2 separate regions of the Homo sapiens genome follow, and region 2 is linked to region 1. A link is an interaction called in ENCODE POLR2A ChIA-PET data of the cell type or tissue named here. Cell type or tissue: OCI-LY7. All regions are shown on one strand. Links, peaks and the distances in the headings refer to the core of each region. The heading gives the core; the rest is flanking DNA.

What was found. ChIA-PET counts read pairs that join two places held together with the same protein. Peaks named below come from ENCODE experiments on the same cell type or tissue, not always from the same donor. Only the 100,000 strongest peaks of a DNase experiment are listed, where the experiment ranks them.
Region 2: POLR2A ChIA-PET joins it to region 1 with 5 read pairs; 10 of 35 experiments call an interaction of 5 or more read pairs at or near these places.

The regions. Positions count from the first base shown.
Region 1 is chr1:36,325,731-36,341,641 of GRCh38, reverse strand. It overlaps STK40 (serine/threonine kinase 40), which reads left to right. Exons shown (of 11, transcript NM_001282547.2): 11 at 1-2,014. It also overlaps a transcript of SH3D21 not described here. Among named protein-coding and RNA genes, the nearest start is that of EVA1B, 10 kb to the right of the region's middle. In OCI-LY7, for the core only: no CTCF peak of the experiment used is centred there; a DNase peak (open chromatin) is centred at 11,581; H3K4me3 peaks cover 1,295 bases; H3K27ac peaks cover 1,283 bases.
Region 2 is chr1:36,222,770-36,238,680 of GRCh38, reverse strand. THRAP3 (thyroid hormone receptor associated protein 3) reads right to left here and starts at 14,238. Exons shown (of 12, transcript NM_005119.4): 1 at 14,176-14,238. RefSeq lists enhancers at 13,792-14,320, 14,152-14,361, 14,321-14,848, 14,762-15,061, 15,272-15,441 and a silencer at 14,492-14,611. In OCI-LY7, for the core only: no CTCF peak of the experiment used is centred there; no DNase peak of the experiment used is centred there; H3K4me3 peaks cover 1 bases.

The sequences.
Region 1 (15,911 bases), core at 9,111-13,110:
AGGGCAGGGACAGGGACAGCCCAGGTCACACGTGGGGTCAGCAGAGGTACCACGAAGCTACCTTTTGGGATGATTGCTCGATTGTTTGGTTTTTAAATCTGAGAAGCCTAGATAACTAATCTGCTTTTAATCACGATGTTTTAATCTACCTCTGTCTCTTTAACCATGCTGTCTCTGGACTGAGCAAGAGGGAGGAGGGAGCCTGCTCACCCCACTCCAGGGCCTTCCCCAGCGGCCACCAACTGACCTGGGGCGCTGCTCCCCACAGTCCAAATAAGCTGAAAGTGCAGCTCGCTGCAGGCCCCAGAGCGAGCTTCCCCTCCTCCCTGCTCTCCCAGGCCCCTGCCACAGCCTCTTTCCGTCCCTCTCTTTCTGATCCAGGCCCCTCAGTCCAAGCTTTGGAAAACCTTCACCTCATCTTAAACCGAACTCAAATATATTTATTTTTTTACCATACCAACTTCTCTCCCATCTCTAGGTGGCTCAGTCCATGGCCACTCCCTGCCCCCAGCCTGGCTGGACAGCAAGGAATCCACAGCCCACACGTGAGCTCCCTCCTCACCCCCAGGCAGGGAAGCCCCTCCTGCCAGTCCCTGTCCCCTTTCAGCCCACCAGTCCCTCTCTGCTGCCGGTGATGGGAGGCCTTTCTAGACCTGGCTCTTTCTCTCCCGTCTCAGTGGCTTCTCTGAGGTGCTGTACACGCGCGTTAACCTGTTCCCTTCTCTATCCTTCCCCGTGGTACTGAGCTCACGTGGACTCCCAGTGCGAAGGGGCCCATGGGTTGGGCTGCAGGCCTGGCCGTGAGCGGGGGCTGCCTGCACGCTCCCCTAGCCTACTCTTGTGTTTAGGGGATGGTGGGAACATATCCCAGTGCCCTTGCCTCATAATAGATGTGGTGACTCTCCCGGTAGACCCTAGCAAGGGTCCTCCATGGTGGTGAGGGACTCAGGAGAATTGTAGGGATTGGGGGACCCTGCCTGCCTGGCTTGAGAACAGCCCTGCTGCCCTTTTGAGCCGAGATTTTGAAGTGGATGCCCGTCTTGCCAGAAATGCTGTTCTCACCAGAATGCCCCCTCCCCTTGCCCTTACTGGACTTGGCCCTGCCTGATGCCAAGCAAAGACCCTTCCCCAGAGGCCTACCCCCCATATGTCCTCAGAGAGGCTGAGTGTCCCCTCCAGGCAGTCATGGGCCCTGAGGCCCCTCCTGCCTGGCCCTGCTCCCCAGTGGGGAGGTGACTGTGTTTCCCAGAGTGTGAGCCGCTCTCCTCCCCCTAAAAAGCTGACTCACTGTGAGTGACCTTGGGCAAGTTCCCAAACCTCCTTGTGCCTCAGTTTCCCCATCTGGAAAAAATGGGGCCACCTCTTGCCAGCAGTAGCAGGGCTGCCCACGCCCCTTTCTCCCCATGCCCCATCCAGCACTTGGGCGACTCATGCCTCTGCCTCAGTGGGCCTGTGGGAGCCTACTGGAGCCCAGCACTTACTCCCCCTGAGCAGCGAGCCTGCGTCTGTCTCAGCTGTCCAGCGCTGAGGGCCAGGGTCTTGTGCTGTGGGGCTGGGGGATGCCCTCTTTTCTATATTTATTTCATAGAAAGTCTCCTGCGGGAGCGGAAATGCAGTCCGGCCTAGGGCTCCCAGCCCTTGACTGTCCTCCTGTGAGGGCCTGAAGCTGGGCCAGGGCCCGTCGCAGCGGAGCCCCCTCTCAGCAGCCCACCGGGTCCCTCCAGGCTGCTGCCCGTGCGTGGTCTTTCTCCTCCTTTTCAAAGCAATAGCCGCCGGGTCTGCAAAGCCCTGTCAGACAGACTGGGCCCTTCCAAGGTCAAGCCATGTGTCTGATGACATTCCTGGTGAAGCAAAGGAGAGGAGGATGGGTCAGCCCTCACTGGGTGTCACACACTGAGAGAAGTCCTATTGTAAAGAAACGGAAAAAGTCACAAAAAAGTTTGTATAAAGACATATTTTTGTACTACATGGGGACTCTTCCTGCATGTCAGCAATAAAACTTCCTGATCTGGAACCACTGTGGCCTGCGTCTCCTGCCTTCTTGCCTTCCCTGCCTACATCTCGGCCTCTCCAGCCCCGACCCAGCCCCATCCCTCTCCATCCCAGCTGAGTGGTGCAGGATTCCCAACTGGCTTCCTGCAGCTCTGAGTGTGCCCCCTCCCTGCTCCCCGCAGCCAGCGGGTGGCACCTGGCACCACTGTCTTGGCGGGGGAGGGGAACCTGAAGTGCCCAGCAGTCTCTTGAGACCTGTGCATCTGCCCACTGCCCAAGTGAGAGCTCCCTGCTTGGCTTGGCTCACCCTCTGACCTTGCATGCAGGAGGCAGCGGGGCATCCCAGCACCACAGCAGCTGAAGGGTATTGATCCTCTCTGCTGAACTCCATCTGGGGTAGGGGAGCCTGCTGCCCCAGACAGACTGCCCATGTGCCCATCCAGGGCAGCCAGGGAAGGAGAAGGCCCAGCCAGGCCTCTTCCTGCTCCACCCTCCCCCTCCCTCTCCTCAATAGGAAGCCAAGGGCTTCCTTCCTTCCTTTCTTTCCTTCCTTCCTTTGCTTAAATTTAGACTTTGGGCCGGGCACGGTGGTTCATGCCTGTCATCCTAGCACTTTGGGAGGCCGAAGCGGGTGGATCATGAGGTCAGGAGTTCAAGACCAGCCTGGCCAAGATGGTGAAACCCTGTCTCTACCAAAAATACAAAAATTAGCCAGGCATGGTGGCAGGTGCCTGTAATCCCAGCTATTCAGGAGGCTGGGGCAGAGAATTGCTTGAACCCGGGAGGTGGAGGTTGCAGTGAGCCGAGATCACGCCACTGCACTCCAAGCCTGGGCAATGGAGTGAGACTCCATCTCAAAAAAGAAAAAAAATTTAGACTTTGCAGATTGCACTTCATTCTAGCAATGAAGCTAGAGGTAGGCTGGCCCCTCCCCCGGCACACCACAGCACCCACGCGGACACACTTCTGTGTCCAGGAGCCCATACCCAGGCCACTCAAGGAACAAGATCTGTGCAGGCAGAGCCCCTTCCCAGTCAAGGGTCCACAGACCAAGAGGGGCACCTCCAAGATGTGAGAAGGCTCTGATCCTCTGCAGTGCTTCAGAGCACAGCCCCAGGCCCCTCACTCCTCCACCTCACAGTTCCACACCTGCCCCAGCAGCCAGCTGTCCAAAGATTTTGCCCATTACATTTGGCCCATGCCTTACCCATCCTGGATGCTCTGCTGGGAGGTGCCCCTGCTCCCAGCCCACCAGTGCCACTCTCAGCTCTGGACCTTGTCTCTATGTTCAGCCTCACTCCTGTCCCGCCACCCATTAAGCCTCTGTTCAGGGCACAGATACCTCCTGGACACCTACACGTGTCACTCTTACATTCAGCAAAACACTAGACAGCAAGCGCCCTACAGGCAGGGGCTTCGTTTTGCTCACCCTTACCTCCTCAGCACCTGGGTCTGGGCCTGTACACTCTGGCACTCCTGAACAGTTTGGTGTATTGATCTAAACTGTTTCTTGGCTGTGAGTTGGTCAATTTAACGAAAACAAAAGTGAACTTCTTGGATCGCTGTTCCTCACAGGTTTCACTATGAGCCCTGTGGCAGCAAAGGAAAAAGAAAGTACCAGAAGGATGGGTGGGACCAGTGCGGCCACACTGACCACTCGCGTGCTCCTGAAAGGTCAAACCAAATGAGAACTGCGAAGCTGGCATCCCCTTTGGCCACCCTGGTCTCCAGTGTCCCTGGGAAGAGCCAGGGACACTGGCTGGACCTGTCAAACTAGCAGAAGTGGAAAGGGAGTGAGGAATGGTCTTGGTGGCTGGATTGTTCAGGCTCTGAAGCCAAGTTGGCCTGACTTTCTCTGTCCCTCCGTCCCTCCTTCCCTCCCTCCCTCTCATCCTTCTCTCTCACACCCCATGTCCAATCCACTGCTACTCCTGTTGGCTGGCCCTACCTTCAGAACACGGGCAGAATCTGACCATTTGTCACAGCTCCACTGCAACCACCCTAAGCCTCCATCTCTGGCCTCCTGGTCTCCCACTCTTCCCCTGCCACAGTCCAGGCACCACGTGGTAGCCAGAGTGAGCCTTTAAAAACCTGACTGTGTCCCTCTTCTGTTTACAACCCTCTGATGGCTTACCCTCCATGCAGGAGAAAATCCAAAGGTCTGTGTGGCTTGTAAGGCTCTACACCATGAGTCTGCACACTTGGGTACCTCCCCACCTTCTCAGCCCTTCACCCCTCACTCTATTCCTGCTGCTTGGGCCCCCTGATCCTGAACAAGCCAAGCATGCTTCCACCGCACGGCCTCTGTGTAAGGTTAGCCGAGAGAAAGGATGAGTAGGCTCAAAGTCAGGTAAGCAATTTTTATTCGTCCTGCCAGGCTGCTCCTTGACAGGCAGAGGAGGCAGCCCCACTTACAGACTGCAGCAGGGCTTTACAGGGCGAGGAACTGGGTCGGGGTGTGTGAACCGAGTTGGGGGTGCAGGTGTCTTGACTGCGTCCTGGAGATAGTTTTGCCAGCTTTGGTTAGCAGGTGTTCTGACCGCATCTTGGAACTGTCTGCCAGTTCAGCTGAAGTCTTCTGGACAAACAGTTACTCTCGAAGGGTCAGTTGTGGCGGGGGGTTTGCCTTTAGCCCTGGGGGAGCTATGCGGAGGTCACAAAGGACTGTATTGTAAGACCTTTGCGAAAGGAGGAGAACAGTCTGGTCGGGGTGACCCTAACATTCCAGCTTTTAATAGTTGATAGAAAAGGGGGCGTTGTTCTCATCAGGCTGCTTCTAGCTGAGAGGGAGCGGTGGTTAGGGGGAGAGGCTGGAAGGTAGGGGTTGGTTTGGGTTCTGGCTTTGAAATTGTTGGTATTCTTGGAGTAGCATCATGTCTTGTATGGTTCTGTGGATGAAGGCTCGGATGCGCTTCTGTAAAAACTGGGTAAAGAGACCGGGCGCCGTGGCTCACGCCTGTAATCCCAACACTTTGGGAGGCCGAGGCAGGTGGATCACGAGGTCAGGAGATCGAGACCATCCTGGCTAACGCGGTGAAGCCCCGTCTCTACTAAATATACAAAAAATTAGCCAGACATAGTGGCGGGCACCTGTAGTCCCAGCTACCTGGGAGGCTGAGGCAGGAGAATGGTGTGAACCCAGGAGGCGGAGCTTGCAGTGGGCAGAGATTGCGCCACTGCACTCCAGCCTGGGTGCCAGAGCGAGACTCTGCCTCAAAAAAATAAAATAAAATAAAATAAATAAAAAATTAAGAAAACACTGGGTAAAGAGACATAAGAGGCAGGACCCAAAGATTAGAAGGAGAATGATTATGACAGGTCCAAGGAGTGGGAGTAGCCAGGAGGCCCAGGAGCTGAAGGGCCATAGGGGCCAGGAGGGCCAGGGGGAAGAACTGTTTTCCCTGATTTTTGAGCCCGGTCCTTTAATTTTTTAACTGCATCTTGAACCAGGCCTGACTGAAATAGAAGCAGCATTCTTCATCTAGGAAGACGCAGATACCTCCTTTTTCTGCGGTAAGTAAATCGAGGCCCCTGCGGCTTTGAAGACCTACTGCGGCTAGGGAGTCTAGTTGGGCCTGGAGGGTTGATACAGTGGATGCTAGGTCATCAGTGTTATCAGAGAGGTCCTTGGATAGGGATTTGTAGTAATAGGTAGAGGTTGCAATTCCTGCGACTCTAGTTCTTGCAGCTGCCATAATGCCTAACCCTATTAGCAGGGGTATAAGCTGTATGGCTCAGCGTCTGCGGGATAATGTTTGAATTTGGAAGGGTAAGGGTCTATCCCCAGGGGCTATGTCTATTTTTGGACTAAGGAAGACTAGCGTGCAGGTTCCTGTCCAGTTAGTGGGTAAGCAGAGCTAGGTGGAAGTGCCACAGAGAAAGAATATGCCCTGGCTAGGAAGGCAAAATTGGAGGTCTTTGGCAAAGAGGGGCTTTAGGATCTTGTTTTCTGATCGCCAAGCGGAGAGAGAGGAAGACAGGGCCGCCCCGGTGAGTGGTTGGAAGGGATGGGTTGAGGTTAGTTGGCTAGCCCTACTGTTTTGTTTTCCCAGTGTAGGAGGAAATATTATGTGTCCACTAAAAGTTTTTCCCCAGTGGGGGCTCTGGCTACCTGAGTTGTGGACAGTTGGAGGCTGGGCGGGGGCTAGGGCATGGAGTCCATCCTGCAATTATCATACAGGGTTTGTGTGGATTGATGCAGAAACCTGAGTTTATTGTGTTGAGATTAGTGGTTTGTATTTTTGGGGGACCAGAAATTTTGAGTATTTGAGTGGGATTGTATACTGTTAGCGGCTGGATACCAGCAGGTGGGCTGAGTTGTAGGGTGTAGTTACATGAGCCGGTGGGGAGAGTGCCTAAAGGGGTTCCTGAGGGAAGGTCGTGCTGTATACAAAGGGGTGCCTGTTGGTCTAATTTGGCATCAGATGTAAGTGTCCCTAAGATAAGTTTGCTCCTGGAGGTGTAGCGGGTGAGGTTGGTTTTATAACTTTTAAGTGCATTTACCCCTCCGAAGCTTCGATAGTGAGGATGGAGTGTCAGGTTGGTAAGGGTCCAATCTTTAAGTGGGACCAGGAAGGCAATTTTTGATGTGGTTTCTGAGGAATGGACACAAAACCAGCAGTTACGTGCGAGGTCAGGATTGGTTTGATTAAGTATTGTGTGTGCCTGTTGGATGGTTCGTTGTAGATGGAGTCGTAGTGAGGAGGAGAAGGGAAGGAGGAGTAAGCAGGCAAAGGATAAGAGTGAAGGTGAAGAAATTGGTCTCACCTGGGCTAAACTCACGAATAGGGCTCTTTGGAAGGTGAGATCAGTTACCCAGTTAAGGAGTGCTGTGAGGGTGGGTTGTTCTGGGTAAGAAAGAGAGTGAAGTGGCAAGACAGGGCAAAGGCAGGACATTTAGGAGGGGCAGTCACTTATTAGTGGCCTTTATTCTGCTATGAGGAGGATTATGAAGCTAGAGTTCCACCCTGGGGGTGTTACAGTATCTCTTCCTACGGCAAAGAGCAGAGTAAGTAAGGCAACTCCTATAAGGGCAGTGCAGTAAATGATTCCCATTAATGAGGGTTTCGATATTTAACAGTAAGGGGTGGTAACTTATCTGTTATGTTTCTTGGCGGAGGGGGTGGGTTGGCGTCTTCTGGGATGGGTGTAAGGCTGAGTCAGGTTGGTCCAAGGAGGGTGCTGGAGTATTTACAGGGAACAGCTGGTTACAGTATTTACAGGGAACAGTCGGTGGCAGGTCAGTTGCAGGAGCCCTTTTTAACCTGGAAAGATGGTACCAAGAGTTACGTCCTGACAGCTTGGCTGCAGTGGGGGTAGTGAGAAGAACTTGGAAAGGGCCTTCCCACTTTGGTTTAAAGTTTGTTGGAGTGACGGTTTTTAGGAAGTATACTCTCCTGGGAGGAGAGTTTGGTCGGCGGGACCTTGGTGGGGTTTTGGGAGGGCCTGGTCAGCTTGCTCGCGGAAGAGATGACGGATGAGGGAGAGTATTGGGAGGTGAGAGTTAGTGGGGGTATGTTTTGTAAGAGGAAAGGGTGTCCATACATTACTTGAAAGGGACTGAGGAAGGAGGGGGCTTTTGGACTGGCTCTGATGCGGGCCAGTGCTATGGGTAAAAGGGAGGTCCGTGGTTTTTTGACTTCAAGAGTGAGTTATTTTGGTTAACTGAGTCTTGAGAATTCCATTTGCCCTTTCGACTTTTCTGGATGACTGGGTTCGGTATGGGATATGGAGGCGCCACTGGATCCCAAGGGACTGGGAGACTTGTTGGGTGATTTGGGAGATAAAGCTAGGGCCATTGTCTGATTGTATGGACCGAGAGAGACCAAGTCTAGGGATGATTTCTGTTATAAGAATTTGAGAGACTTCTGCAGCTTTTTTCGACGGGGTAGGAAATGCTTCTACCCAATCTGAGAAGGTGTCCATGAGGCTAAGAAGATATTTGGGTTTTTTTTGACGGGAGGCATGTGGGTGAAGTCCACTTGCCAGTCCTCCCCTAGAAGTGTTCCTCTGAGCTGATGTGTAGGGATGGAGGGAGAGCGGAAGGCCCCTTGGGAGGAAGTAACAGAGCATATAGGACAGTTTGAGGTTATGTCTCTTAGTGAGGTGAATATACGGGGGGAGGAGAAATAAGGGCGAAAGAGCAGGTACAGGGGGTGCGCACCAATATGGAAGGATTGGTGAAGAGATGTCAGAATTAGGCCGGGCGCGGTGGCTCACGCGGGTAATCCCAGCACTTTGGGAGGCTGAGGCGGGCGGATCACGAGGTCAGGAGATCGAGACCATCCTGGTTAACATGGTGAAACCCGGTCTCTACTAAAAATACAAAAAATTAGCCGAGTGTGGTGGCGGGTGCTTGTGGTCTCAGCTACTTGGCAGGCTGAGGCGGGAGAATGGCGTGAACCTGGGAGGCAGAGGTTGCAGTGAGCCGAGATCGCACCACTGCACTCCAGCCTGGGCGACACAGCAAGACTCCGTCTAAAAAAAAAAAAAAAAAAGTCAGAATTTCCTTGGTCTCCTCTTGGGGGAGGACGAACTCTTGATTTTTGATTAATCCTCTTGAAGGGAGGCTCCTTGCTGTAGTAGTGAAGCCTTTTCGGTGGGAGAGTACTTGGGTTGGGTTGGATTGCTGGGGTAACAAGGAGGAGGGGGGCAGGGACAGAAGAAAGGGAGTCTTCTTTTCCTGCCTTATCGGCCTTTCTGTTATTTCTTGAGATTTCATCTGATCCTGTTTGATGTCCTCAAAAGTGCATAACTCCTGCTTTAGTTGGGAGGTGTGAGGCCTGAAGAAGTTGGTAAATAAGGGGGCCGTTAGTGATGGGGGTTCCTTGGGCAGTAAGGAATCCTCTCTCTTGCCAGATGGCGGCATGAGAATGGAGGATGTGATAGGCATATTTGGAGTCTGTGTAAATGTTGACTCATTTGCCTTTGGAGAGGGTAAGGGGTCTGGTGAGAGCTATGAGATCTGCTTTTTGGGAGGAGGTTCCTAGGGGTAGGGGCTTAGCCTCAATTACTTGGTTTAAGGTAACTACTGCATACCTAGCAATTTTGGGAGAGCCGGTGGCTCCGGAAGAGGAGCCATCTGGGTATAGTTGGTCATTATATTGACCAATAGTTGGTCAATAGGAGGCTCAGAGGAGATGTTAGGGAAGTGTGGTTGCAGGTGGTCTAGAATTTCAGTACAGGAGTGGGAAGGAGGCAAGGAAGATAATGGAATTAGAGATGCGGGGTTAAAGGGGGGAACTTTTGGCAGGACAGAACTCGGGGTTGTCAAGAAATAGGGCATGAAAAAGCTGGATGTGGGACGGGGGAGAATGCTTAATGCTTGGGAGGAAAGGAGGTCTTATAGATTATGTGGACTGTGGATGGTGGTATCTTGACCGAATGTTAGCTTTTTACTTTCTATGGCCAGGGTGGCAGCTGCCGCTAGAGCTCTGAGGCAGGTTGGCCATCCTCAAATGGTATTGTCCAGCTGTTTGGAAAGCTAGGCTATGGGGGCAAAAGATGGAGGACTTCGTTCTGGTTGGCCAAGTATGCCAAGGGCTATTCCTTGGCTTTCAGTTGTGTAGAGGGTGAAGGGCTGGGAAATATCAGGCAAACATAGGGCTGGAGCGATTATAAGGGCGGTTTTAAGTTTGTGGAAGCTAGGGGCTATGTTGTCGTAGGGATTTAGGTGCTCCTTTAGGGGGCCTTTGGCTGCTTCATAGAGGGGGTGAGCTAAGAGGGCAAAGTTGAGGATCCATATTCTGAAAAAGCCTGCTAGCCCTCGGAAGGAAAGAATTTCACTTTTTGAGGAACATGGAGATAGGTTGCCCATTAAGGCTGCTCATGCTGGGGTCATGGCTTGGGACCCGGTAGAGAGTTGAACTTCTAGGTAGGTCACACTAGGGGTGGAAAGCTGTGCTTTGGATGGGGACACTCTATAGCCTTTAACAGCAAGAAAATTGAGAAAGGTGGCAGTGTGGACATGGGAGTCTTTTAGGGAGCAGCTGCAGAGAAGGAGGTCATCTACATACTGGAGAAGGAGGCTGGGGGATAGGTTTAACGAGGCAAGGTCTTGGGGTAGGGCTTGCCCAAAGAAATGGGGGCTATCCTTGAAGCCTTGCTTGAAGATCATTAGCATGTGCCTGAGATGTGAGCCACACTTTTTCCTTCTCTTCTGGGAAGATAGTGGAAGAGAGGACAATATAGAGATCATGCCAAGTGAGTTCTTAAGATTGGGTAAGGTATTTGAAGTCTTTAATATAAGTGTCGGGATTGGAGGAAAACGACCCGAGATGTTTTTCAATTTGGGAAAGGTCAGAGAGGGAGAAGGGAACGTGGACACGAATGATTCCTTCAACTCTGGCAACCTCTCGGAGGGGAAGTATGGAGACTGGTTGTTGGACGTGCTCAGTTCGAGAGCGGGTATGAGGTGGAGAGATGGGGAGGAATCAGATTCAGAAGCTGGGTGGTTAGAGAGGGGAGGGGAAAGAGATAAGGCAGGAGCGGGAGTGTATGGTGGAGGATCGTGATGATCTGATGGAGGATTATGATGTTGCCAGGGAGGTGGAAAGCCGGCGGGGTCAAAGGAGGAGTTGTCGCTTGCTGTGAAGGGGGGGTCTGCTGAGAGTAAATTGGGCTTAGAGCGGGTGAGGAGGATTTGGAAATCGGAGAAGGATTGGCAAAGTGAAGAGCGGTTACAGAGGGTGACGAAAGCCTGAACATAAGGAATTTCAGACCATTTTCCATCGCAATGGCAAAAATTGTCTAAGTCCCTGAGTATATTGAAATAGAAAGTACCATTTTCAAGCCACTGGGAGCCTATGTCTAATTTATATTGTGGCCAAGCCGTATCACAATAGAAAATAAGCCTCTTGGGACAAACTTTTGCACAAAAACTGAGAGTCTCAAGGTTGCACAAGTGACCCCAGGGGGGTTGCTTTAGACAGAGTAGATTGATAGGCTCCCATGGTGAATGGAGGAGATGGTTGAGGAAGGAGAGAGACTGCCGGTGGCAAGGACCGGGGGAGAGGACGTCCCCAGTCCTGTGGGCCTTGTTTAGTATACAGAAGGCAACCACCCAGTCAGGCGTCCCTGAAACAGAGGAGTCGGAGGCCTAGAGGCCGGAGGGAGCCCTTGGCCCAGCACTGGGTCTTTTGGGAAGACAGAGACGGTCAAGGGTCCCGGGTAGATGGCAAGGGTCTCTCTTACTCACCCCTTTGCAGACTATAGTGATGGATGAAGTCACCAACAATGGGAGGGTCCCAGAAGTCCTCTGGGTCTTTGGCAGGTTTGGGAAGGGGGAGTTCAGCCAAGGGAAGTGGGGGTGGTGGTTAGGAAAGAGAGAGAAAGGGAGGCCGAACTCTACCACCTTCCTGGGTTTTGGCACCAAAATAAAAGGTTAGCCAAGAGAAACGACGAGTAGACCCAAAGACAGGCAAGCAATTTTTATTTGTCCTGCCAGGCTGTTCCTTGACAGGCAGAGGAGGCAGCCTTGCTTACAGACTGCAGCAGGGCTTTACAGGGCGAGGAACTGGGTCGGGGTGTGTGAACCGAGTTGGGGGTGCAGGTGTCTTGACTGCATCCTGGTGATGTTTTTGCCAGCTTTGGTTAGCAGGTGTTCTGACCGCATCCTGGAACTGTTTGCCAGTTCAGCTGAAGTCTTCTGGACAAACAGTTACTGGAAGGGTCAGTGCAGGGCGGCAGTGGGGGTTGCCTTTAGCCCTGGGGGAGCTGTGCGGAGGTCACAAAGGACTGTATTGTAAGACCTATGCGAAAGGAGGGGAACTGGTCGGGGTGACCCTAACACTCTGCACTGGTTATTCTTTCTCGAAGGCTCTTCTCCCAGGTATTTCCATGACTCCCTGCCTCATTCAGGTGTCTGCTCAGAATACCACCTCCTCAGAGAGGCCTTCCCTCACCTGTCCACCTGGACTTCTCTAACCCCTTACTCATTTTTTTTTTCATTGTGTTCATCACAACCTGACATATATCCAATTATTGATCATGCCCGTCTCCCCTGTTCAAACGCTGAGCTCCATGAATAAGGGCGGGAATCTTTCCTGTTGTGGCCACTGTGGGGGAAGGGATGAGGGGACTGGTCATCACAATGACTGGCAGTTACAAGGGTGGCGCCAGGGACTCCAGACAGCCCTGGAAGGAAGGCAGATTCTACATCCTGCACAACATAAGTGAAAGGCTTGTTTTTCATTACCAGAGCCAAGGCTCTAACTCCATTTTGCATATAAACACAAAGAGTGTATGCATTCTACTATACATTGAATTTTCCAGGAATGCAACTACTGTGTAAAGAGAAGGAAACGTGCACTTCATTGTGTTCAGAACTTTACCAAATTCATCGTTTCAGACGTTGACACCACCACACCCGAGCATCAGTCTGTACACAGAGCTGTGACCTCCCCAGCAACTGGGCACTTCACAAACACATTATCATTACCTTTTATTTCTTATATATTAATAAGGACAAAAAAACCATTGGATGATTTTTAATTAGATGTAAAGGCTGGCATATTAGCCATAAATTTCATTTCAGGAGCATAAAGGGAGCAACAGCAAGCATTATGAAAAGGCAGCTTTGGGTCTGAGGGGTGGAGAATGATGGCCTAGAGTTGCCCCATGGAAAGCGGTGGGGAGCATGGGCTCTGCAGTCCAGTCCAGGCCACTACTTGCAGCCATGTGACTCCACAGGCACTGCTTAACCTCGCTGAGCCTCACTTCCTTCTTGGCAAATGTGAGCCACGCTACAAACTGCACAGGGTTCCTGGGAAGACTGAAGGGCGGAGTGTGCATAGCATTTGGCAGAGTGCCAGGTGCCAGAAAGGGTACTCAATGTCCCTATTATTGTTTTCTTGTTGTTGCTGTTGTTTTGTTTGTTTTGAGACAGGGTCTTCCTCTGTCATCCAGGCTGGAGTACAGTGGCACGATCACGGCTCACCATAGCCTTGATCTCCTGGGCTCAAGCGATCCTCCCACCTTAGCCTCCTGAGTAGCAGGAACTATAGGTGTGTGCTACCGTGTCCAGCTAATTTTTGTAGTTTTCTGTAGAAATGGGGTTTCGCCATGTTGCCCAGGCTGGTCTCAAACTCCTGGACTTCAGTGATCTGCACACCTCGGCCTCCCAAAGTGCTGGGATTACAGACGTGAGCCACCACACTGGGCCTATGATTGTCCATTTAGCAAATTTTTGCCAGTACCCTCTTTCCAGCAGCTGTCCCAGGTGCTGGGGTCATGGGGACACTCAAAGGACTCAGGAGGCCCCCGGTGAGTCTCCCTCTTCCCTCCATCCAAGACCTATCCCCGTGGTAGGGTGAGGCCCATGTCAACGGCAGAATAGCCAGGGCAAGCCTTCAGTTTGGCCACTGGGGCCGGGAGCAGAGCTGTGCTTGGGTTTGCACTGGGTCCTGAATATGCCAGCACTCACAAGTCCCCTCCCATAGGCTCTGGATCTCTCGGCCCCCCAACCTTCCATCAAGGCCTGTCCTTCCTGTGTTTCATCTTAGCAGTACTCTCCGTGCTTTCCAAGGTGACAAATCTCTAGTCTCACAGGCAGATAGGAGGGCAGAGAAGCAGTCAACAAGCAGGCAGGTGAGCAGACAGCAGATAAGTCCTGGGCAGATAGGCAGCGAGGAGGTAGGGAGGAGATGGGCAGGTGGATAGTTGGGATGAGGGCCAGAACAGCAGGTGACACACGTGCAGAGATCCGAAGCGGGTGGCTGGGCTGACCCACGGACAGGCTGGTGGGCTGGGGAGCAGCAGGCAGTCAAGCAGCTAGGCAGGGGGTGGGGAGGGCATGTGGACCATGGGGACAGCCACATTGGCCAAAGGTTTCAGGGACCTTCCCCAGGGCCTCCAGGAGCAGTGCTTCTCAAAACCCTCCAGGGCAAGGCTGCCGCTTCTCCCACCTGGCCTGGCTTGGCCACGGCAAGCCCCTGGAGAAGACAGCACTCTGGTTAATGTGCGTCCCTCTCTCTGAAGCAACCAGCAACCATCATCTCAACCCTCATCCTGCTCCACTAGGGCTGAGTCATACCTGACCCACTCCAAACACATATGTCACATACCAACCCAGACACAAACATACTTTTGCCTGCAGGCAGAGATACAGAGAGCTGCGTAGCACAGAGGTGCATGGAAACAGCTTGACAGAAACAGATCCAAAATTTTAGACTGCACATAGAGGAGCACACATGTGGACTCTCACAGACACAGGTCTGTGCCACATGAACTGAGGCACTGAGGCACACAACACACGTAGTCATACAAGCACACTGTAGCACACACCGATATTCCCGTGGATGGCAGGCATTAAACATGCTCATGCACTCCCAGCAATGCTGCACATAAATAAGCTACCTGTGCAAACAGTCACTGACATACACCCCTTGAAGAAACAGGAATACAACCCACAGAAACTCAATATTGCTGATGGTCTTCAAATCTCGGCCAAGGCAGTGGGCAAATTCTGGCCTCATCTTCACCTCTCAGCCCAATCACACATGGCTGATCACATCCCTGTTCTGGCCTGGTTCTCCTTGCTGACTTCACCTCCAGGAGACCCCTCAATGGGCTCGAGCTTCAGACCCTTCTCTCTCTGCCCCCTTACCCCAGATGTTCGGTCTCATCCACTTCTGGGGTGGTAAATCCATCTTATGTGGTAAGGACTCTCAAATATCATTTTCAGCCAGATTCCTGGGGGTTCTACTTGCATTGCCAACACCTGCACCTGGATATCTAATGGACATTTCAAGTCTAACCTATCTACAGTGAAACTGACTACCCCCAAACCTGCTTCCCCACATGGGCTTTCCTCAGGTGCCCCAGCCCAGTATGAAAGTGTTCTAAACTCCTCTCTCCCTCACATTCAAGTCCAGTGCAGGAACTCCCTTCAGAACACCACCTGAGTCTGAGCCCTCTCGCCTCTCCACCGGCCCCGCCCTCACTGGCTTGGACAGCTGCCAGCCTACTCACCACCCTCCCTGCTCCCCTTCTTGCCCACAGTGGCCCACCCTACACTGAGCCACCACAGGGATCTTTCCAAAATGTGTCACAGGGCCATGACACTCCCCTGCTCAACGCTCCAGGAGCTCCCCACCACACTTACATTAAAAACCAAGCTCCTGGCCGGGCACGGTGGCTCACACCTGTAATTCCAGCACTTTGGAGGCCAAGGTGGGCAGATCACCTGAGGTCAGAAGTTCGAGACCAGCCTGACCAACATGGAGAAACCCCATCTCTACTAAAAATACAAAATTAGCAGGGTGTGGTTGTGCATGCCTGTAATCCCAGCTACTCGGGAGGCTGAGGCAGGAGAATCACTCGAATCCGGGAGACAGAGGTTGCAGTGAGCAGAGATCGCGCCTTTGTACTCCAGCCTGGGCAACAAGAGTGAAACTCCGTCTCAAAAAAAAAAAAAAGAAAGAAAGAAAGAAAAAGCTCATCAACAAGGCCATCGAGTCCCTGCACGGGCAGCCCCTGCCACTCTCCCCTGCACCCACACACCATCTGCGTGGCTTTCTTCCCTTGGAGGGAGGTATCCCAAGCATGTTCTTACTCCTGCCCAGACACTCTCCCCAGATCCTGGCACAGCTGCCTCCTCCTTAGGATTCAGGTCTCACTGTGGATGTCCCTGTGAGAGCCACTCCCAGGTGTTGTCCATCGCATTACCCTATCCTGTCATGCCCCCCAGCACTTAGAAGCATCTGAGATTATCTTCTATTGTTTCTCCAATTTAGTGTCAGCTCCATGAGGGCAAGGATTTGTGTCTGTTCTGTTTATTGTTAAATCCCCATTAAAACTATTCCTCAGGGCTGGGCGCGGTGGCTCACGCCCGTAATCCCTGCACTTTGGGAGGTCAAGGCAGGTGGATCACGAGGTCAGCAGATCGAGACCATCCTGGCTAACATGGTGAAACCCGGTCT
Region 2 (15,911 bases), core at 7,464-11,463, 100 kb after region 1:
ACACTAAATCTTCTAAAAGTGTTGCTGACTAAAAGTCCATTTTAGCTACATTCAATGAGATCATCACAACAGCTGTAATAACACTAACCAGTGGGAAGAGATCTGCCTACCATAGCCCCAAAATAGACACTAAACAAGCTTTAGCTCACTCATCATAAATATCCAGTATCCTGAAGGCAACACTTGAAGCCCCAATCTAAGCAATAAATTAGTCTACCCCTAAAAAAATAATCTGGATAGGAATTAAATCTGAAAATGATACGAATCAAAAAAGATTTTTCATACCACATATTTCCATTCCAATAAATGCCTAGCACTCATAGGCAAGTACTTAATGCCTAATTTCCAAATTTCCCACAAACAGAAAAATCAAGTAACATCAAATGTGGTACTTAATCTAAATTCTAGTTCAGGCTGAGCACGATGTTTTACCCATATAATCCTAGCACTCTGAGGAAGCTGAGGTGGGCAGATGGCTGGAGGTCAGGAGTTTAAGACTACCCTGGGCAACAAAACGAGACCCTGTCTCTACAAAAAATTTGCTAAATCGCCGGGCGCGGTGGCTCACACCTGTAATCCCAGCACTTTGGGAGGCCGAGATGAGTGGATCACGAGGTCAGGAGATCCAGACCATCCTGGCTAACACGGTGAAACCCGTCTCTATTAAAAAAAAGAAAAAAAAATTTTGCTAAATCACCAGGCATGGTGGTACACACCTGCAGTCCCAGTTACTCAGGAGTCTGATGTAGGAAGATCACTTAAGCTCAGGAGTTTGAGGCTACAGTCAGCTATGTTCATGCCACTGTACTGAGGCCTGGGTGACAAAGCAAGGTTGTCTCCAAAAACACACACACACACAAAAAAAACCTATTTCCTACCTAGTTGTTTTTTTTTGTTTGTTTGTTTTGTTTTCAGACAGTCTCATTTTGTCACCCAGGCTGAAGTGCAGTGGCATGATCTTGGGTCACTGCAACCTCTACCTCCCAGGTTCAAGCAATTCTCCGGCCTCAGACTCCCAAGTAGCTGGGATTACAGGCGCCCGCCACAATGCCTGGCTAACTTTTGTATTTTTAGTAGAGAGGGGGTTTCACCATGTTGGCCAGGCTGATCTTGAACTCCTGACCTCAAGTGATCTGCCTGCCTTGGCCTCCCAAAGTGCTGGGATTACAGGCATGAGCCATCGCGCCCAGCCTTTTTTTTTTTTTTTTTTTTGAGATGAAGTTTCACTCCTGCCACCCAGCCTGGAGTGCAGTGGAGCAATTTTGGCTAACTGCAACCTCTGCCTCCTGGGTTCAAGCGATTCTCCTGCCTCAGCCTTCCAAGTAGCTGCGATTACAGGTGCTTGCCAACACGCCCAGCTGATTTTTGTATTTTACGTAGAGACAGGATTTCACCATGCTGGCTAGGATGGTCTTGAACTCCTGACCTCAGATGATCCACCTGCCTCAGCCTCCTGAAGTGTTGGAATTACAGGTATGAGCCACCATGCCCGGCCCCTACCTAGCTGCTTTTTGTTTTGAGATGGAGTTTCACTCTTATTGCCCAAGCTGGAGTGCAATGGCACGCAACCTCCACCTCCCAGGTTCAAGCGATTCTCCTGCCTCAGCCTCCCCAGTATCTGGGATTACAGGGATGCGCCACCACGCCTGGCTAATTTTGTGTTTTTAGTAGAGACAGGGTTTCTCCATGTTGGTCAGGCTGGTCTTGGTCTCCTAACCTCAGGTGATTTGCCCGCCTCGGCCTCCCAAAGTGCTGGGATTACAGCTGTGAGCCACCACACCCAGCATTGTTTTTAAAGAACAGAAACTCAAAGTTATATATATGCATACTCCAGAGCTAAGAGGTTCAGTAAAATTGTCCCCAAATTGTTTACTTTCAGCATAGAGGTAACAGCATTCTCTCTGCATTCTGAACATGTCCATTGTGGGCTGAGAGGTAGAGTTTAATTAGTTAATATGAAAATGGTGATACATAAATGACAAAGGAAATTCGGAAACTCTTCTGTGAAATCTAAGGATGGAAAACTGCATGTACTAGCCGGCCCCGGCAGAAGATGCTGACAAAGATATGAAGAGGCAAGGTAGACTGGTGCAGTGGTAGCTTAAGCCTGTAATCCCAGCACTTTGGGAGGGGGAAGTGGGAGGATCAGTTAAGCTCAGGGGAAGGGAGGGGAAGGAAGACTGGAGTGGGGAGAAGGAAGGAGGAAAAGGAAAGGGGGAAGAAGGAAGGGAAGAAAGGAAGAAAAAGGGCAATGTATACCAGCACTGTCTCTCTACTAGAACTTTCTGAGAATGAAATGTCCTATATCTATGTAGTTCTATATAGCTAGTATGACTGATGAACTAAATTTTTAGAGCTCAACATATACTTAATAGACACTGATCAAGGAGGAAATGGAGAGACATAAAGGTTTGGTTTTTGCGCCCAGTCTGTCATGAAGGTTTTTTTTTTTTTTTCTTTTGAGACTGAGTCTCGCTGTGTCACCCAGGCTGGAGTGCAGGGGCGCGATCTCGGCTCACTGCAACCTCTGCCTCCCAAGTAGCTGGGACTACAGGCACCTGCCACAATGCCCAGCTAATTTTTTTTTTTTATTTTTAGTAGAGACGGGGTTTCACTATGTTGGCCAGGCTGGTCTTGAACTCCTGACCTCACAATCTGCCCACCTCGGCCTCCCAAAGTCCTGGGATTACAGGTGGGAGCAACCACGCCCAGTCCGACATAAAGGTTTTTAAACCAAACAAAAGCATTAATCCTGGACTTTTTTGAAACTCACTGTATTATGTCAATAAACATGACTTTCCTGTCTCCATCTCTTTTCTACCTAGCATTCCACTATATGAATGTACCATAAGCAGTCCCATGGTGGCATATATTTAGGTTGCTATCAGTTTTTCACTTACATAAATAATACTGTAATGATTATTCTTATCTTTAAGGACCTGTCCAATAGGAAATCCTTAAGGTGTGTTCCTTGAAGTACATAGTGTTGTCCTCTAGAAAAGTCTACAGCAATTTATACTGCTACCAGCAGTGTTTGAGAATTTCCCCAAACCTTCACCAACAATAATCATCATATTTTTTTGTCACGGTGGAAATCTCAGGAAGAAAATGGTATCTCAATTTCATCTGTATCTCTCTGGTTTTCATATGAGACTTGTCAGTATTAATAATCTAATTTTCAAAATGGTCAACCAATTTTTCTAGAACCATTTACTGAATAATTACACCATCCTTCACTATCTTAAAATATTGCCTTTTTGGTATCCTTTGTTCTTTCCAACTGCTGTGGGGTTGAGGGTTCTGAGTGTTTCTCATTGTCTTTTCAGACTTAACTTCTTATGACTACTTTCCTTTTCCAAATAGTTACCAAACAATCTATCTTCTTGTTTCCATATACAATAATATTATTATCTATGGTGTCAAAATCTTCACAGAAAAAAGAAAATTATAATGATATTCATGTGCTGAATACCTACCACGTGCCTGTCATTGGGTTAATCATCTAACCATCACAATAACCCCCCCTGCAGCTAGACAGAGATTTCTACCTCCATTTAAAATTGAACAGGCTGGTCATAGTGCCTCACGCCTGTAATCCCAGAACTTTGGGAGGCCAAGGCGGGTGGATCACCTGAGGTCAGGAGTTCGAAACCTGCCTGGCCAACATGGCGAAACCCCGAATCTACTAAAAATACAAAAATTAGCCAGGCGCGGTAGTGGATGCCTGTAATCCCAGCTACTCCGGAGGCTGAGGCAGGAGAATTGCTTGAACCGGGAGGCAGAGGTTGCAGTAAGCCAAGATCGTGCCACTGCACGCCAACCTAGGCGACAGAGCGAGACTCTATCTCAAAAAAAAAAAAAAAAAAAAAAAAAGACTGAAACAGAAATAAAGGAAGAGAAGAGGCAAGCTAGGTTCTACACAATGAATAAGACAAAGCATTCACCATTAACCCAAGAATTAATGTCACCTTCTAAATTTCCAAGGAAAAGATGAATTATCAGAACAGGCTTTTACAATTTAAGTTCTTCTGAAGCAAGATGCTAAATATTAAGCTTTCATAATAAACAAACCCAAGAAGTGCATCCCTATTTCTCCTCCACGGTTCCTCTTTATCTTTACTATTCAGAAATACCTTCATCTAGTACCAAAGGAAAAAATATATATACATACGACATACCATAACAGTAAAAATCTCTTCTATATATCCAAACACTGGCCTGAAGAATGACATTATGAGAAACTTTTACTTTCTACATTTCCTATTTCTGTAATGTCTGAATTTTTTCAACCACCATCTGTCTGTGAGCAGGGGGGAAGAAATGAAGACACCTCCCTGCCCCACCAGGGCTTTCACAAAATGTGTGCTCTGCTTGAATAAACCCTGGGGTAGGGTAGAAGGGTATTAGGGGACTTATCAGTTTTATCTTTTTAAAAATAAAATGTTGGCCGGGTGTGGTGGCTCACATCTGTAATCTCAGGACTTTGGGAAGCTGAGGAAGGAGTTCGAGACCAGCCTGGGCAACATGGTGAAACCCTGTCTCTATAAAACTACAAAAATTAGCCAGGCATGGTGGTGGGCACCTATAGTCCTAGCTACTCAGGAGGCTGAGGTGGGAGGACTCCCTGGGCCCAAGAGGTCCAGGCTGAGGTTAGCCGTGATCACGCCACCATACTCCAGCCTGGGTGACAAAACAAGACCCTATCTCAAAATAAAAAGAAAAAGAAAAAATGAAATGTTAAGCAGAGCCTCAAAGTATAAAATATAAATGCACAACTGTTCTGATTGAAGGAGGAGGACAACTCAGAAAACTATCATTATCACAACCTACTTACTATAGTTACCTGCAGTTCTGCAGAATAGCCTTGATAGAATGGGTTTTGAATACAAATTTTTATTTTATTTTTTATTTTTTTGAGACAGGGTCTCACTTTGTCACCCAGGCTAGAGTGCAGTGGTGCAATCTTGGCTCACCACAGCCTCAACCTCCTGGGTTCAAGCAATCCTCCTGCCTCAGCCCCCTAAGTAGCTGGGACTACAGGCTCATGCCACCACACCGGCTAATTTTTTATTTTATTTTATTTTGTAGAGGTGGGGTTTCATCATGTTGCCCATGCCCAGGCTATGAGCCACTGTGCCCAGCCTTAAATCAACTTTTTTTTTTTTTTGAGATGGAGTCTCACTCTGTCACCCAGGCTGGAAGGCTGGAGTGCAGTCACACGATCTCCGTTCACTGCAAGCTCCCCCTCCCAGGTTCATGCCATTCTCTTGCCTCAGCCTCCCAAGTAGCTGGGACTACAGGCGCCCACCAGCATGCCTGGCTAATTTTTTTATTTTTAGTAGAGACGAGGTTTCACCATGTTAGCCAGGATGGTCTTGATCTCCTGACCTCGTGATCCGCCCATCTCAGCCTCCCAAAGTGCTGGGATTACAGGCGTGAGCCACCACGCCAGGCCAAATCAACTTTTTAATTCACACACAATAAATGTACACATCTTAAGAATACAGTTCGATGGCCAGGTGCAGTGGCTCACGCCTGTAATCCCAGCACTTTGGGAGGCCGAGGGGGCAGATCACCTGAGGTCAGGAGTTCAAGACCATCCTGGCCAACACGGTGAAACCCTGTCCCTACTAAAAACACAAAAATTAGCTGGGCGTGGTGGTATGTGCCTATAATCCCAGCTTCTCAGGAGGCTCAGGCAGTAGAATTGCTTGAATCTGGGAGGTTGCAGTGAGCCGAGACCGCGCCACAGCACTCCAGCCTGGGCAACAGAGTGAGACTGTCTCAAAAAAAAAAAAAAAGATACAGTTCGATGAGTTTTGACAAAACATACTGTGTAACCACCACCACGACCAAAACAGAATATTTCTATCACTCCAGAAAGTACCCTCTTGCCCCTTGGCAATCTACTCACCTACCACTGTACAAATTATTTTCAACTGCTAACTTAACAGAACCTGAGTGAACTAGGACTTGACAATGGGAGCACTTCAGAGAATGCCATCAAGCCAGTTATTTACTTATTCCCATATTAACTCATCCTTTTTTCAATATTTACTATGCCTCTTCTACGTAACTCAATGTCCTAGGTAGTGACTAGATTCAACATTGAATAAAACAAATCCCTCTTACTCTCTAAAGACGTGAAGGATGAAACACGATAGATTAAAAATAAATATCATGTCATATAGTAATAATGTAGGGTTGGGGAGGGAAACAGCAACAGTTTTTGAAGAGGAGTACTATTATAGAGGAGTCAAGAAAGGCCTCTTTCAGGACATTTCCCAATGTAATAGATACATGTGTACAAAGATACATCAAAACTGCCAAAGCCAAGGTGATACAGCAACTCTTTAACACTTAAGTAATAAGAACTTATGAGTATACAAAGCAAGGCTATGTAAAGGGTCATCTTATGCCTGAAACAAGAATTTCTTATATTTAAAAATTTAACTTTTTTCTTTTCGAGATAGGGTCTCCTCTGTTGCCCAGGCTGGAGTATAGTGGTACAACCTCAGCTCACTGCAACCTTTGCCTCCCGGGTTCAAGTAATTCTCCTGCCTCAGCCTCCCAAGTAGCTGAGATTACAGGCGCACACCACCACACCTGCCTAATTTTTCTATTTTTAGTAGAGATGGGTTTCGCCATGTTGGTCAAGCTAGTCTCAAACTCCTGACCTCAAGTGATCCACCCACCTCAGCCTCCCAAAGTGCTGGGATTACAGGCGTGAACCACACCACACCCAGCCACTAAATCTTTTTCTCTATTGGGCAACCCAACACCGGAATCTGACCAATTCCTCAATCACTTTCATATTAAAAGTTTTTTTCTGATAGCCGATAGTCTTTCAAGCCAAAGGAATTAGTCAAGACTCTAGGACATAGTCTTTAGATAAACTGGGACCATCTTCTGTGAAGCCCTGCTATAAAGGAAAGACCCTGAGTAAAGAAACTTCCTCGTTAACTTTACAATACAGTCTCACCTCTATGCATTCCTCTATCAATCCTTTATTCATGCCATCCTTTTTACTAAAATCGAGAAAAAGGAAATTGAGTTGTTAACCTCACATACACACAAAAAAATCACATGGCACTACTGAAAACAATACAATGGACTTCACAGCAGTATATTATTTTAAAAAACAATAGAATAACCTTAGTTGTTATGTCTCAGGACAAGAGCCAAAAGTCTTATTAATGAGACATTCAACAACTCTGCTTGGCCTTCTATCTTCTGAGACAGGCCAAGCTATGCAGTGACAACATTCCAGATGCTATAAAGCAAACCAAGCAGAACAAAAGTGAGTACACTGAACACATACCAGCTAAACAAGGCACCGGCAGGGGTGAGACCAATGCCTCTATGCTCTCCAAAAGTCTGTTTTTCTTCAGTTTGGAAACAAAGTAATTCAGTGTTTTGGGGGTTCCCCCTGCATTGCTTCAACTCCATCTTTCAAAGCTGCCTAAAATCTTTTTTTTTTTAAGAAGAAACAAACGAAGGATATAAGGTACCAAGACAGAAAAAAAAGGTCAATGATAATGTAAGACAGCAAAGTGACTATGAATGGGAGTATCAGAGACCTCTATGATATATCCAGAACAGGTAATAAAAGATGGAAAATAGACAAGTAATAGAAAGGTATAAAATAGTAAATACCAACTAACACTCTGTCCAGGTCAGGGCTACATGTCAGACTGTTGGCAGGGTCTAGGGCAAATTGGAAATGACATGCCCCAACTATAAAAGATGGTTGCTGCAAAACAGAAAAGCAGATCCATGGCTGCCAGATCTGCTTTTTCAAAAGCAGCCTGAATCCACATTTTTACACAAAATCTCCTTTTTAAATGTTGACAACTAATTCAAATGTACAACACTGTATGAGCCAAAGAAAATATATCTGCAGATTGGATTTAGTCCATAAAACTTTTTAGGCAGAGGTTGAAAACATCTGCCTAAATACATGTATTTTCAGTGGTATAACTCAACTCTGTGGCAGAAAGCACATCCTACGCTTCCAAAGAAACACTATTACCTGAAAAATACACTACAAAAGATATGAGTATACATCTGACAAAATAAATCACTGAAGGAAAGCACACTTAAAATGCTCCTTTTCTAGGCCGGGCGCGGTGGCTCCAGCCTGTAATCCCAGCACTTTGGGAGGACGAGGCAGGTGGATCACCTGAGGTCAGGAGTTCAAGACCAACCTGGCCAACTTGGCGAAACCTCATCTCTACTAAAAAATACAAAAAAAATTAGCCAGGGCTGGGCGCGGTGGCTCATGCCTGTAATCCTAGCACTTTGGGAGGCCGAAGCGGGCGGATCACCTGAGGTCAGGAGTTTGAGACCAGCCTGACCAACATGGAGAAACCCCATCTCTACTAAAAATACAAAATTAGCCGGGCATGGTGGCCCATGCCTGTAACCCCAGCTACTCGGGAGGCTGAGGCAGGAGAATCGCTTGAACCCGGGAGGTGGAAGTTGCGGTCAGCTGAGATCGAGCCATTGCACTCCAGCCTGGACAAGAACAAAACTCCGTCTAAAAAAAAAGAAAAAAAATTAACCAGGTGTGGTGATGGGCACCTGTAATCCCAGCGACTCGGGAGGCTGACGCAGGACAATCGCTTGAACCCAGGAGGTGGAGGTTGCAGTGAGCCGAGATGGCACCACTGCACTCCAGCCTAGGCAATAGAGACAGACTCTGTCTCAAAAAAAAAAAAAAAAAAAAAGGCTGGGCGCGATGGCTCACGCCTATAATCCCAGCACTTTGGGAGGCCAAGGTAGGCAGATGACCTGAGGTCAGAAGTTTGAGACCAGCCTGACCAACATGGAGAAACCTCAACTCTACTAAAAATACAAAATTAGCTGGGCATGGTGGTACATGCCTGTAATCCCAGCTTCTCGGGAGGCTGAGGCAGGAGAATCACTTGAACCCAGGAGGCAGAGGTTGCGGTGAGCTGAGATTGCGCCACTGCACTCCAGCCTGGGCAACAAGAGCGAAACTCCATCTCAAAACAAACAAACAAACGAACAAACAAACAAACAAAAAGCTCCATTTCTGGAACACTTAAAATATGTACTGTAAACAAAATTCAAAGAAAGAAAACATTAGAAAATGAATTTTTGTCAAATTGGACTCACCAAATTTCAGCTTCCTCACTATGAGCAAAACCAGCCCCTATCTTCTAGACAAAAAGAAACTAAAATTTCTACAGCACATCATTAAAACATACTACTTATTCTCAAAAAAAAAAAAACAAAAAAAAAACAAAAAAAAAAACTGTAGACCAGACACGGTGGCTCACCGCTATAATCCCAGCACTTTGGGAGGCTGAGGCGGGCAGATCACGAGGTCAGGAGATGGAGACCATCTTGGCTAACACGGTGAAACCCCGTCTCTACTAAAAATACAAAAATTAGCCGGGTGTGGTGGCGGGCACCTGTAGTCCAAGCTACCTGGGAAGCTGAGGCAGGAGAATCACTTGAACCTGGGAGGCTGAGGTTGCAGCAAGCCAAGATCGCACCATTGCACTCCAACCTGGGCAACAGAGCGAGGCTCCATCTCAAAAAATAAAAAAAAATTAGTTCCCTTGAAAAATTAATAAAGTCAATCTTTTAGAAAGGGTACCCATGTCTCTTACTGCCTTGGTAAGCCTTGAGCAATTACCTTTTTCTTCCTTAGAGACAGGGTCTGGCTCTGTCGCCCAGGCTGGAGTGCAGTGCCGCAATCATAGCTCACTAATACCTTGAACTCCTGGGGTCAAGGGATCCTCCCACCTTAGCCTCCCAAAGTGCTGGGATTATAAGCATGAGCCACCATGCCCAGCCTACATTTTTATGGATTATAAAGCTGCATTATATGGTCTAGAACATTGTTTCTTAACTTTTTTGAAACTCTAACGAATATGGTAGAAGGAGAACACATTTTCCTTGAGAAAATGCACCCCTATTCAAAAATATTTTACAGAGTTCATGGGCTCCCTGGAGTCCACCGGCCATAGATTAAGGATGTAATGTCCTGCTGCAGGCTGTGCGTGGTGGCTCACGCCTGTAATCCCAGCACTTTAGAAGGCCGAGCCCGTTGGATCACCTGAGTTCAGGAGTTCAAGACCAACCTGGCCAACATGGCAAAACCCCGTCTCTACTAAAAATACAAAAATTAGGCCAGATGCGCTGGCTCACACCTTTCCCGACACTTTGGGAGGCCAAAACGGTCGGATCAATTGAGGTCAGGAGTTTGAGACCAGCCTGGCCAGCATGGTGAAACCCTGTCTGTCTCTACTAAAAATACAAAAATTAGCTGGACATAGTGGCGGATGCCTATAATTCCAGCTATTTGGGATGCTGAGGCTGGAGAATCGCTTGAACCCTGGAGGCAGAGGTAGCAGTGAGCCGAGACCATGCCATTGCACTCCAGCCTGGGTGACAAGAGAGAAACTCTGTCTCAAGAAAAAAAAATACAAAAATTAGCCAGGCATGGTGGCAGGCGCCTGTAATCCCAGCTACTCAGGAGGCTAAGGCAGGGAGAACTGCTTGAACCTGGAAGACAGAGGTTGCAGTGAGCCAAGATAGTGCCACTGCATTCCAGCCTGGGCAACAGAGGAAGACTCCACCAACAGAAAAAAAAAAAAAAAAAAAGAGGCCACGTGTGGTGGCGGGTGCCTGTAACCCCAGCTACTTGGGAGGCTGAGGCAGGAGAATCGCTTGAACCCAGGAGGCGGTGGATGCAGTGAGCCGAGATCGCACCACCACACTCCAGCCTGGGCAACAGAGCGAGATTCCGTCTCAAAAACAAAAAGAGTGTCCTGCCATGCAGAATATGTTTACTTGTTTCGAATCCAGGTATCACTCTGTTGCCCAGGCTGGCATGCAGTGTCATGATCATGGCTCACTGCAGCCTACAGAGACTATTAAACCTACTTACCCTCCAATCTCTGCTTCTTGCTCTTCCATCTCTATTTTCTTGCTCTGTCAGGTAACTACCATCTTCGGTCTCTTAACTAACATACCTCACAATCCATTTTCCATACTTCTGTGAAATGATTTTAAAACATAAATCACCCCTGAAACCCCTTCCTTCCTCCCTCCATCTGTTGTAGGCTGGGCGCAGTAGCTTATGCCTGTAATCCCAGCACTTTTGGGAGGCCGAGGCAGGCGGATCACCTAAGCGTGGGAGTTTGAGACCAGCCTGACCAACATGGAGAAACACTGTCTCTACTAAAAATACAAAATTAGCCAGGCGTGGTGGCACATCCCTGTAATCCCAGCTACTTGGGAGGCTGAGGCAGGAGAATCGCTTGAACTGGGAGGTGGAGGTTGCAGTGAGCCAAGATCGCGCCACTGCACTCCAGCCTGGGCAACAAGAGCGAAACACCATCTCAAAAAAAAAAAAAGTTGTAAATAATGTTATATATGTATGTGTCTATACATATTAAAGAGAGAGACGGCAATCCTTCCTACCATCAGAAGGCTTCAATGGCTTCCCTAATAACCTTCTCTCTCCAACTCATCTGTAATCACTCTCCAAAGTGTCAAACACAATTGGCCTCCCTTCAGTTCTGAAAGCACACTAAATTCTTCCCATCTTCCAGTTTGTGCACTTACTGTTTCCTCTACCTGGATACCCTCTCCTTGACATCCTACAAATTGGTTTCCTCACTCTCCCCAAAAAGAACTTCACTGACCACCCTTAGGTCTCCCCCTTTTCAGTGTCTATCAGAGTCCTGAACTGGACACCTCTATGTTACTTTTCTCAATTTGTAGTTTATTTGCTTACCTTTTGTGTTCCCCGCCCCCAACAATCCTGTTAAGTTTCCAAAAGACAAGACCTCATCTGTCATCACACCCTAATATATTCACAGGCCCACAACAGAAGCTGGTAAATGACAGGCTCTCAAGTAGTATTTGTTGAATAAATTACCCAATCAACCAGAGTCAAACAGTGAACAGATCTTAGATGTTTATAGAATATGTGTGAAAAAATCCACCAAAACCCTGTATTTGAGAGAATAGCATTAACCAGACTTCCTTGCATTCAGGATGTCAATATGCCCTACAGAAACAGGGTAGCGCCCTAAAATGCTTAGTGGTTAGGACTATCCATTCTAAAAATAATAAATCGTGGCCGGGCGCGGTGGCTTACGCCTGTAATCCCAGCACTTTGGGAGGCCGAGGCAGGTGATCCCCTGAAGTCAGGAGTTCAAGACTAGCCTGGCCAACATGGTGAAACCCCGTCTCTACTACAAATACAAAAATGAGCCAGGCGTGGTGACACACACCTGTAATCCCAGCTACTCAGGAGGCAGAAGCAGGAGAATCGCTTGAACCCAGGAGGCGGAGGTTGCAGTGAGCCGAGATTGTGCCCCTGCACTCCAGCCTGGGTGACAGCGCGAGACTTTGTCTCAAAAAATAATAATAATAATAAATCGTATGTCTGTGTACCCTCCCAGTCATCAACATTTCCCATCTCTGTGCTAATCTCAGAAATATTCCAAGCTTCCTCCCTCCAATTCCTCGGAACAAAATAGATCACTCTTTTTGTAATCCATATTTTGCAGGCTAAACCAAATTTAAAAGTACCTATATATTTGGTATTAAATAAATACACTAAGGTGGTACTACTACTACCATCACCACTGCTAAAATTGAACTGTACCTAGTCTACAAAACTAAAAACATCAGTCTCCAAAATTGGAGATCTTTCTCTGGTGTTAAAACGTTTAAAAAACAAAGAGATGGAATTACACTGGATATAGAGGTTTTTAATCAAATCACTTCTTACAGAAACCTCAACACAACTCTCTTACAAAATGCAATTAAGCCCAAATGGCTGCAGTAAAACTTATCATTAACGTATGAACATTGGCTCACAAAATACATCTCCCGGCAAAGAACAAACTGAGCCCGATTTGCTCCACAAGTTGTTCATGGCAGGAGCCGGTTTTGGCTATTTAACAAGCTTCTAAATCATAATACACACGTCAGACTGTCTAGAATTACAGAACAGACTACAACAGTACTTCCACAAACGAAAAAAGTCAGGGTCATCTGAAACAGAAGAAAAATAACGGTGTGATACACGCCTCATCTCTCTCGGCGCACACTCTAAAAAAAAAACCTATAAATGATGATATTACTTTTTAACAGTGGCTAAGTGATTTTTATTTTATCTCATTTAGTCTCCACAATAACCCTGTAAAGGGGTCACTGTTACTTACTGCTGTTTTAGTGATAAGAAAACTGAGGCAGCTGGAGATGAAGACTCTTGACCTAAGATCAAAAGATAGCAGGGCCAAGATTTAAACCCAAGCCAACTGGTTCAGGATACTTCTGTTATGCTCCCAACAGAAGCTTCACTGCCTCTCTCTTGCCAGGTCCTTCTATACTCTCAGAGGCTTTCCCTTCACCCCAAGTAACAAATTCCCCATAAACACTGTACTGCCACTGATGGCTTCCAACTTCTGTGCACCATTGCTGCTCCCCAGCTTCTGCTGCCATGCTCCACCCCTAAGATTTGTAAAGTCAAAGACAACAGTTGATAAAAGTTGCTTAGGTGCTAAGAGAAGCAAAATAATTCACCTCATATAAGCAGAACTCACGCCGATTGCCACTGGAATGCAAGCCGGCCTCAGCTCCAGCCCAAGAAAAAAGTGAGAACTCTAATATTCCCGTAGGAGACAAATTTGGACTATCCCGTTTTTGGCCACCAGGCTGGAAAGAACGGAAGCGGTACTAACATTTACTGAGTGGCAGCCACATGCGCCCTAGGAGAAGACCGAACCAGGCCAATGGGGACTGGGTGGGGGGAAGGGCACTCGGGAGTTCCGGGAAAAGAAATCCAAATAACGGGGTTCATACGACCAAAACGGGAGGAGTAGGGAGTGGCCGCCCCCAGGCCGACTGCAAGATAAAGCGGCGTAGGAGCTGCTCTGCAGAGAAGGCGACCAAGAGCCTTGGGAGCTAGGCCGGGGCCAGGGGAAGACCTAAAGGGCGGGGAAGGGGAGGAGCCGGAGGGAACGGAGCCCGCTCAGAAGAGGCCAGGGTGTAAGCTGGGGGGAGCGACTCCACGCCAGGCCTTCCCCGAGCCCCTGACCAGCAGCTGGGGAAAAAAGATAAGAGACGAAACCACTAGAGCCGGTTAAGCTGCCCTAACTTCCATCAGAGGCGCTCACTCACCTGGGCCTACCACAGAGATCGCAGCTGCAGCTCGCAACGGAACAACCAGCCCGAACCTCGCCCCCGCCCCACAGCGCGCCCAGCGTCTCCGCTCTCCGACGACGGCGACGGCGTAGACCCGCTGCCTCCTGGGAAATGTAGTCCTACGCCCTCCTCTCCTGGCCGACTTGGCTGCCATCAGAACTACGTTTCCCAAAAGACAAGGCGAGCGTTGGGCCCGCCGCTTTGCGTCACGCGCTCGGTTGTCGGCGGTCACGTGGGTTGCTCGGGGCCGTCCCCTCCCCCCGCCTGGGTGGCCTGGAGATGGAGGAGGGCGGTGGACGGAAGGGGCGGGGGCGTTGCTGACGCCACTGCCCCCACCATTTTGGAACCAGCCTGGAGGGAGAGTCTGAGCCCCACCCACTCCGGGCCAGCTTGCCTTGTTGAAAAGCTTCCGAGTTGGAAGTCGAGTCTCCCTGTTTTTGGTCTCTGCTGCGCTCCCTTCCGCTTTGTGACCTTGAGCAAATTCATCCCTCCTCTCTAAACTTGTTTCCTCCCCTGTGAAATGAGACTTGTAATTTCTACCCCACAGCGATGTTGCCAGGCTCCGACAAAGTAAGGCACAGGAAAGCCTCAAGCACCCTGAAAGCGCAACGCAAATGGAGGGGTTGGTTTGGTTTCGTTTTTTTAATTTTAATTGTGTGACCTCATTCGGAGACCCAGAAACCGCCTCTCCCCAGCCTGCCTTCTGTAACTATGATTTTCTGACTGTCGTCCTGGGAAGTTTGTTAAAATGGGTGCTACTGGGGTATTGAACCAAAAGTTTACCGGGGAGTGTCTCCCTGCAGTCTACATTTTAAACCGATCTCTCGGGTGATTCTTACCCACCTACAAATTTGAGAATCTCTGCGTTTATCAGTTTTGCACAGGCTGGTTTCCTCCGGAATTTCTGCTCTAGTGTCTCTGAACATTTAAGACCCATCTCATAGGTCATCTGTGATGCTTTCAAAGTTGACTAGCTCCTCCCTATGCCTGTGTTCCCACAGTAAGTTTGCATCTTACTCTGTAAGTATCGGGGCCTTCCCCGACAAGACTGTGAGCTCTTTGAGAGCCGAGATCAGTTTTGATGGATTTCTGCACCTCCAGAGAAAAGTAGACACAGTACACATCAATTAATAAAGAAATCTAATGCTCTTCCTAAGAGAAAAGCTGCAAGGCTCAACTCAAGTAGCAGACCACGCCACATCAGCCCTTGCCCTTAGTGGCTTCGGCAGCATTCCTTGCACACGGCTTACTCTTTCTTCCTTCTTTGAGCACTTCTTGTGGTCGACGTACTGCGCAGTGCTTCTTAAAACGTTCTAATTTAATTGATTTTATTTTTATTTATTTATTTATTTATTTATTGAGATTCTCCCTATGTCGCCCAGGCTGGAGGGCAGTGGTGCGATTTTGGGTCACTGCAACATCTGCCTCCCAGGTTCAAGCGATTCTCCTGCCTAAGCCTCCTGAGTAGCTGATTTTACGGGCATATGCCACCACCCGGCTAATTTTTCTACTTTTTGTGGAGACGGGGTTTCGCCACGTTGGCCAAGCTGGTATCAGACTCCTGACCTCAAGTGATCCACCTGCCTCGGCCTTCCAAAGTGCTGGGATTACAGGCGTGAGCCACGGGGCTGAACCAATGTAATTTTAAATTCAAAGATTTTCTGGGTGTCTACTGTATACAATGCCCAGTGTAAAATACTGGGAACACGGTA